Linked DNA regions of Homo sapiens: regions 2 and 3 are each linked to region 1. A link is an interaction called in ENCODE POLR2A ChIA-PET data of the cell type or tissue named here. Cell type or tissue: PC-9. All regions are shown on one strand.

Region 1 (2,500 bases):
CGGAATGTGTGCTTTAGCCGGGACCCTGGGTGCCACTGCAGACAGCAGCTGGGGTCCGACCTCTACCCTCAGGGCTGGGGCAAGAGGCAGGGGCTGAGGCAGAGGGACGGAGGGCGTGTGTTGGGGGAGGGCGAGGGCTGGCCGCTGTGCCCAGAAGCTCAAGAACCGTCTGTGAGGTGGGGAAGGCCACCGGGCACGGCGACCTCCTAGCCTCCCTCCTCCTGGCCACCAGCTGGGCCCAGAGCTCCTTAGCAGGGCCATCCACGGAGGGGGAGGATGTGGAGCCTGAAGGGAGCCACTGGACAGGGACAGCCACAGGGGCCCTGTGGCTCTGGCAGAGCCTGGCTGGCAGGGCTGGGGGCTACTGAGTCTGGGGCCAGGAGAGGGGTGGCAGGGGATGGAGGCTCCACCAGAACTCCAAGCCCTGTTCTGAACCCCATGAGGGCCTGCCTACACCTGGGGGCACCAGCCAGGCAGGCACAGTCAGAGGCAGGAGAGGCGGGGAGTGCCGGCGGCCCCGAGACAGAGGCCACGAAGAGGTGAGCAGGCCAGAGCTCGGGGCTGCAGGAGCCATCGAGGCACCCTCCGACCAGGTCCTCAGTTGGGTGGGGGCTGGCATCAGGGAGTGTTGAAGCCCCACCAGGAGGGTGGCTGCCCTTCACCCTGAGGGGCCAGGCAGCCAGTGAGCCTCAATGGCCTGAGGGTGGGGGTGCACGCCACATTGCTGAGGGACAGGTGTGGCCTGGGCCCCTCAGGGTTTCCCCGCCAAGAAGCGTCTGCTTCCCCGTTGCCTGGCACCCAGAATGTCTATTGTGCCTGTCGCCCCCACTGTCCCCACCCCATCCATGGCCAGCCCCCCGCCCACAGCTGGCCCAGCATTCCTCTGCAGGGCCCGTGTCTCTGCAGGCCCAGGGCTTCCAGGCAGGGGCCAGGCCCCGGACTGCATTCAGCCTACATGTGCCATGCCAGCACCCTGGGTGACAGGCTGGGTCCTGCCAGCTACCAGTGCTGGCCACTGGCCTGGGGCATCTCTCCTTTTTTTATTTTTTAATCATTTGTAGAGACAGGGTTTCCCTGTGTTGCCCAGGCTGGGCTCAAGCGATCCTCCCATCTTGGCCTCAGGCATGAGCCACCACACCCAGTCTCCTTTTTTCAAAAATAAAAACTTTTGGAAATTGTCAAAGAAATGCACCAGCAGAATCGTGTGAAGAATCCTGTACGCAGCTCCCAGGAGTCTGTGGCCAGCCTGGTTTGAGGTCTACTCCCCTTCCTCCCCAACCCTGTTATTCAGAGTTGGATCTCAGCCACCCTGTCATTCCCCAGCACTTTGTCAGCATGCTCGCAAATGTGGCCACTCCTTAAACTCACAAAACGGCCACTCAAGCTTCAAGCTTCCCAACTGTCCTATTTTGTAAAAGACATTTGGTTTATTCAAACTGGGGCCCAGCGGGGTCTGCGCACAGCTACCTGCTGTTGCTGCCTCAGTTTCTCTCTGGGAGCACGAGGGCATTCACAGGGGAGCAGCAGGGAGCGACAGGGTCTGGGGCTCAGAAGCAGACAGTCCAGCCACACCGGGTGAAACTGAGCTGCAACTGACAGTGCAGCCTCAGAGGATCAACCAGCTGCTTGCAGGAAGCTGCCAGAGAGCTGCCGCTTCAGTTAATAACGGGGGTTTTTATTTAAGAAATAAAAAGAAATGTTTGCGAGACTCCCGGGTCTTCCAGCAGTGATTCTCAAATTTGAGTACCAGAGCACCTGGAGGCTTGGGGAAAGGGGGCCCCCTGGGCCCTGCCTTGGAGTTTCGGCTCAGCAGGGGTGGGGTGGGGACGACGCTGACCAGCCGGTCCAGGGGCCACATCTTGAGATGCTTAGTGTCACGGGCACTTCAGGAACATACCTGTGGCTAAAGTTTAGCAATGGTGTCGTCACCTAGAACACGGGAACTGCCTTGTGGGTTTTTAAAGATTAAAGAACCAGCCGGGCGCGGTGGCTCACGCCTGTAATCCCAGCACTTTGGGAGGCCGAGGTGGGTGGATCTTGAGGTCAGGAGATCAAGACCATCCTGGCTAACACGGTGAAACCCTGTCTCTACTAAAAATACAAAAAAAAAAAAAAAAAAAAAAAATTAGCCAGGCGAGGTGGCGGATACCTGTAGTCCCAGCTACTCGGGAGGCTGAGGCAGGAGAATGGCGTGAACCCGTGAGGCGGAGCTTGCAGTGAGCCGAGATCGCGCTACTGCACTCCAGCCCGGGCGACAAAGCAAGACGGTCTCCAAAAAAAAGATTAAAGAACCAAAATCAGCGTGCCTGGCATGTGGTAGGCATATCTATCTCTCTGTGCAGGAGGCACCTACTATGCTGCTACGAGGATGGCTTCAGCACCCACCTGGTGGCAGCATACGCAGGTGACAGCACAGATGCAGGCTCTGAGGGCCTGTGACACCACCCACCTCAGCCCTCTCAAGGCTGCTCTGGGATGAGGAGGGCCCGACACGGGAAAA
Region 2 (2,500 bases), 200 kb after region 1:
CTAAGGGCAAAAGCTGAAAAATCATGCTTAGGTTGCTAGTTAAGTGCACCCTTCCTTGTTTCTCCCAAATAAAATCAGTTTATTAATTGCACCCCAAAGCAAGTTCTCTCAGTACAAAGTAACTACTACGTACACACAAAATGCTTGTTAATGTAATAATTTCCCTGGCTCATCCAACGTGCAATGCACACGACTTCAAAGACAATTTGGGGCAAGTGTACATGAAATGAGAAAACAGCTCTCCAAGTTTCAAATCCTGCTCTTACATTATTTATAGGACACTGAGGTCATATTTACTTCTTGGTTAAGATGTTACACTGTCATTTCATTATCAGTCTACCTCACAATGTACATTACCAGATGCCAATTTGAGGAACTACAGAGATAAAACTTTAGTACTTTCTTAATGGGCTGAATAAATTAATTACAATTAAGTTTGCTTTACATCCTGTTGAGGACCTCTTTGCAGCCCCAGGACCTAACAATATCTGGCAGGCTCCAAGAATGCTCATCAGGTGAAATGATGGCAGAACATTTAAAGTAAGGAGCCAGTTACTTCAGCTTAAGTCATTCAGAGCCAAACATCTGAAGAACGACCAAAATCAAACCTTTATTTTTATAACTGTATAAATGTGATCCAAATGTGTCCACCACTAGTTTTTCAAAAAGAAACATGCTATAAATAAGCAAACTACATCTGCTCACTGATGTGTATGGACTCCCTAGATGTCTCATTGGGCTTAATAACAGACCACTCACAGTAATAGATTTTTAGTGTAAAGTGTAGCATGATGTTAAGCCATTTTAGCTTTTGCACATACATGTTGCACTTCTGGCTGATAATGGAGGAAAATTTGCAGCATTATACTGTTAAGCTAGGTTGCATCCATCCCTTTAAATGGCATCAATATCGATGTCGTCATCCTTGTTGTCTGACTTTACAGTCTCAACTTTCGGTACACTGGCAGCCTTCGAATACACCACCTGTTAAGAGGAATGATTTTATTCAACATAAGCTGATAAATCTGTTTATAAAACAAATCAATGTAAATTGTGGTCACAGAGGAGGAAACTGCCTAGATGCAGCTATTTCTTCTTCACGGAACAGCTCTGTTATGCAAACACTGCAAGTTCTCTTACACAGGCTCCAGTCTAAGAGCATTTTTAAAGTTTTTTTATAGACTATAATGTGTAGGAGTAGGAACACAGTTTCCATCACCCTTTCTATTATTTTCCAAATTATTGAGAGGCTGTATTTTACTGCATCTTAAATTCTAAACCTGAAATTACCCCAAACTGCCATTATATCACTCCTCACAAACCTTTTTAAATCTCAAACACCCATGCCAGCACTGTATCCAATACCCTCCTCCCCCAATGTTTACCTCAATGTTCTCATCTTCATCTTCTTCTTCGCCACCAGAAGATTCTTCCTCTGCCTCCTTCAACCATTTTATAAATGGTTCTGCTTTGACACGAATCTCTTTGGCAAGTTCTTTGGAGACATATTTCTTAGAGGCCTAAAAAATGTGAGTACAAGTCTCTTAGTTGAGGAATTTTAACAACTTTTGATTATTTATACAATCCCCCTTACTGAGCTGAGGGGACTGGGTCCTAACAAGTCTGAATCCTCAAACAGAATCAATGTACTCAGTGAACACGTTAGTCTCAGCAGTCTGTTATGACTACAAATCTGACATGATGCGAATCACAATCTACAGCACAGGCACTGAACTTTAGCTATAGATATTAAGACATTTTTTCTTCATCTCAAAGCCGTCTCAATACTTGTGAACGGCTGGGCGCAGGAGCTCACACCTGTAACCTCAGCACTTTGGGAGGCCAGTGGATCACCTGAGGTCAGGTGTTCGAGACCAACCTGGCCAACATGGTAAAACCCCATCTACTAAAAATACAAAAATTAGCTGGGCATGATCGCAGGTGCCTGTAATCCCAGCTACTTGGGAGGCTGAGGCAGGAGAATCACTTGAAGCCGGGACGTGGAGGTTTCAGGGAGCTGAGATCATACCACTGTACTCCTGCCTGGACAACAGAATGAGACTCCGTCTCCAAAAACAATCAACCAAACAAAAAAACCCCCCAAAACCTGTGAACTTTAAGAGCCCACCTATGTATTCCCCACCTTTTCCGACCAGCTGATGATGACCTCTTCTTCTAAAAGGTCTGCATCGTACATCTCCTTCAAGATATGTGGAATCTTGGAGATAAGCTGAGCTTGATGCATTGCTACCACACACTCCAAACCATGAAGAAGGTACCGTTGGGCTTTTTTGTTGTTGTGACAAAACTGCAAATAGACACCTTGGTGTTAACAATCTTTTTTATGTGTTCTAAGTTGACAACTCTATTACCCAAATAAGAGTGTCTGCAAGTGCATGGCCCATACCATAGTTGTTCAAAAAGGTCAATGCATAAACATCCCTGTTACTTTGTAAGGGCCTAGGTATGGCACTTTCAGATACTCAGAGGCTTGTAAGGT
Region 3 (2,500 bases), 200 kb before region 1:
CACCCCCCAGCCAGGCTCCTCACAACAGATTCAGCAGAGGATTTCCGTACCGCCAAGTCCCACGTACCCGCCAGCGGGACCACCTGCATTTCCAGCTGGGGACAGCAAGCCTGAACTCCCACTGACAGTGGCCATTAGGCCTTTCCTGGCTGATAAAGGGTCAAGGCCACAGTCTCCCAGGAAAGGACCCCAGACAGTGAATTCAAGTTCCATATACTCCATGTACCTCCAGCAAGCCACACCACCTAAGAATTACCAGCCGGCAGCACACAGCGCCTTAAATAAGTCAGTTAAAGCAGGTAGAGTGGGTTTATACTCTCCTTTTCTTGGGGCTAGGAAATTATACTTTTAATTAAGAAAATACTAATGTATTTCTTTACGTTTGGGCCACGTGCTATTTAGGATTAAACTTAATTCTTACATAAAAGTACAGCCTTGGGTGTCAGTGTGAGAAGGGAATGGAAGCTGGAATGCATGGAGGAGGCTGTTTTGCAGATGGCTCACAGTTCTCTGACTTCCTGTCTGAGCAGCCACCTCCGTGTGCTACTTAGGAAATCCAGCTCCGGGAAGGGTGAGATGTCGAGAATTTCCTCTTTTCCTTCTGTTTCGTGGTAACTTGTGCCGGGAGCTGTCCAGTGCGTAGAGGGTGGCCTTGACCACTGGCCCTCCTGGTAGTGGCTGAGCCCGACCCCTGGGCATGGGCAGTTTAAGGAGGGCGTCTGCTGCGTAGGAGCCTCCCCCATAGCCCAGAGGGGAGGAAAGCCTTGGTTTGGGTTATGGAGCTCAGATGTTCTAAGAAGGCAGCTGAGAGAAGGTAGCTTAGTTCCACACCTACCACAGAGGCTGATGGTGTTTCCGACTCTTACGGGAGGAAGCCGCGGGTCAGGTCTAGGCTAGGGCCTTCTTAGACATTCCTGGGCATTGGCTGCAGCTTCTAGACTCACAGTTGAGGGATTCCTGGACGTGCCTAGTCACTTCCTGCACAGGGACCTCCCAGGTGGTGGTGCAGTGTTCCCTTGTGGGGAGGGTTCTGGCTGTGGTGGGAAAGGCTTAGACCATTCTCAAGAGCTCCTGGACCTCCAGGTAAAACCTTCCTGCTCTGAGGAGGCGCGTGTGTCTCCGTCATGTGAGTTAGTCCAAGAATCAGATGCATGTTTAGTGGTTTTTGTCTTTTTCCTTGGCCAGAAAACAGGCAGGCTTGTCTGCGGCAGGAAAAGTCGGGTTAGCACCCTATTTTTTTCTTTTGAAAAAGCTCCAGTTCTGGAAACCCAAATGTAAAAACCGACACATTAGAGAGGCACTGCACCTTTCAGAAGGAGTCAGTGGAGGCTCTAAGAGGGGGAGGTTTCCTCAGAGATTTGAAATGAGAATTGAATAACAGCAGCAGATGTATATGTGTGTCTTTGCAGGAGCCTGTCTCTGGTGTAATCATAGGTGTGTATGACTAGATCTCTGTAGTGAGGTCAAAATTGCCTGTCCTTTGTGTCTTCCCCAGTGTATGGTAAGCCCGTTTTACCTTCGGGTTCAACCTCTCCATCGCCGCTGCCGTTTCTTCACGGGTCACTGTCCACGGGCACACCACAGCCTCAGCCACCTTCAGAAAGTACTGAGAAAGAGCCTGAGCAGGATGGCCCCGCCGCCCCCGCAGATGGCAGCACCGTGGAGAGCCTGCCACGGCCACTCAGCCCCACCAAGCTCACGCCCATCGTGCATTCGCCACTGCGCTACCAGAGTGATGCAGACCTGGAGGCCCTCCGCAGGAAGCTGGCCAACGCGCCCCGGCCCCTGAAAAAGCGCAGCTCCATCACAGAGCCCGAGGGCCCCGGCGGGCCCAACATCCAGAAGCTGCTGTACCAGCGCTTCAACACCCTGGCCGGTGGCATGGAGGGCACCCCTTTCTACCAGCCCAGCCCCTCCCAGGACTTCATGGGCACCTTGGCCGATGTGGACAATGGAAACACCAATGCCAATGGAAACCTGGAAGAGCTCCCCCCTGCCCAGCCCACAGCCCCACTCCCCGCTGAGCCTGCCCCGTCATCAGATGCCAATGATAATGAGTTACCTTCCCCCGAACCAGAGGAGCTCATCTGTCCCCAAACCACCCACCAAACTGCCGAGCCGGCAGAGGACAATAACAACAACGTGGCCACGGTCCCCACCACGGAGCAGATCCCGAGTCCTGTGGCTGAGGCCCCATCTCCAGGGGAAGAGCAGGTCCCTCCAGCACCTCTTCCCCCTGCCAGCCACCCTCCTGCCACCTCCACGGTGGGTGTCATTGCTAGACCAAAGCCTGGCCTTCCTGGTCATTCATGCAACCAGGACCTCTGGGGTCCTTCCCTTGGTCAGGCTGTGCTGGGAGCAGTGGGAACCAGGGATGTCCCTGAGTTACGTCTTGTAGGGAGGACGGACAGTCACACAGACAAATGGGGCATGAAAAGGCATGACAAATGGGGCTCGGCCACACAAATGCACAATGTGGCCAAGCCTTTCCCAGACAGCT

What was found. Peaks named below come from ENCODE experiments on the same cell type or tissue, not always from the same donor. Only the 100,000 strongest peaks of a DNase experiment are listed, where the experiment ranks them.
Region 2: POLR2A ChIA-PET joins it to region 1 with 5 read pairs; 4 of 35 experiments call an interaction of 5 or more read pairs at or near these places.
Region 3: POLR2A ChIA-PET joins it to region 1 with 5 read pairs; 2 of 35 experiments call an interaction of 5 or more read pairs at or near these places.

The regions. Positions count from the first base shown.
Region 1 is chr14:103,539,523-103,542,022 of GRCh38, reverse strand. LOC124903392 (a long non-coding RNA gene) reads left to right here. Exons shown (of 2, transcript XR_007064357.1): 2 at 1-1,708. Among named protein-coding and RNA genes, the nearest start is that of TRMT61A, 12 kb to the right of the region's middle. In PC-9, CTCF peaks have their summits at 1,130, 1,389 and 1,591; DNase peaks (open chromatin) are centred at 1,292 and 1,902; H3K4me3 peaks cover 518 bases; H3K27ac peaks cover 2,500 bases.
Region 2 is chr14:103,339,447-103,341,946 of GRCh38, reverse strand. EIF5 (eukaryotic translation initiation factor 5) reads right to left here. Exons shown (of 12, transcript NM_001969.5): 10 at 2,144-2,308; 11 at 1,386-1,520; 12 at 1-984. The coding sequence ends at 895. Among named protein-coding and RNA genes, the nearest start is that of SNORA28, 2.8 kb to the right of the region's middle. In PC-9, no CTCF peak of the experiment used is centred here; no DNase peak of the experiment used is centred here; H3K27ac peaks cover 1,282 bases.
Region 3 is chr14:103,739,589-103,742,088 of GRCh38, reverse strand. PPP1R13B (protein phosphatase 1 regulatory subunit 13B) reads left to right here. Exons shown (of 17, transcript NM_015316.3): 11 at 1-299; 12 at 1,496-2,265. Among named protein-coding and RNA genes, the nearest start is that of ZFYVE21, 25 kb to the right of the region's middle. In PC-9, no CTCF peak of the experiment used is centred here; no DNase peak of the experiment used is centred here.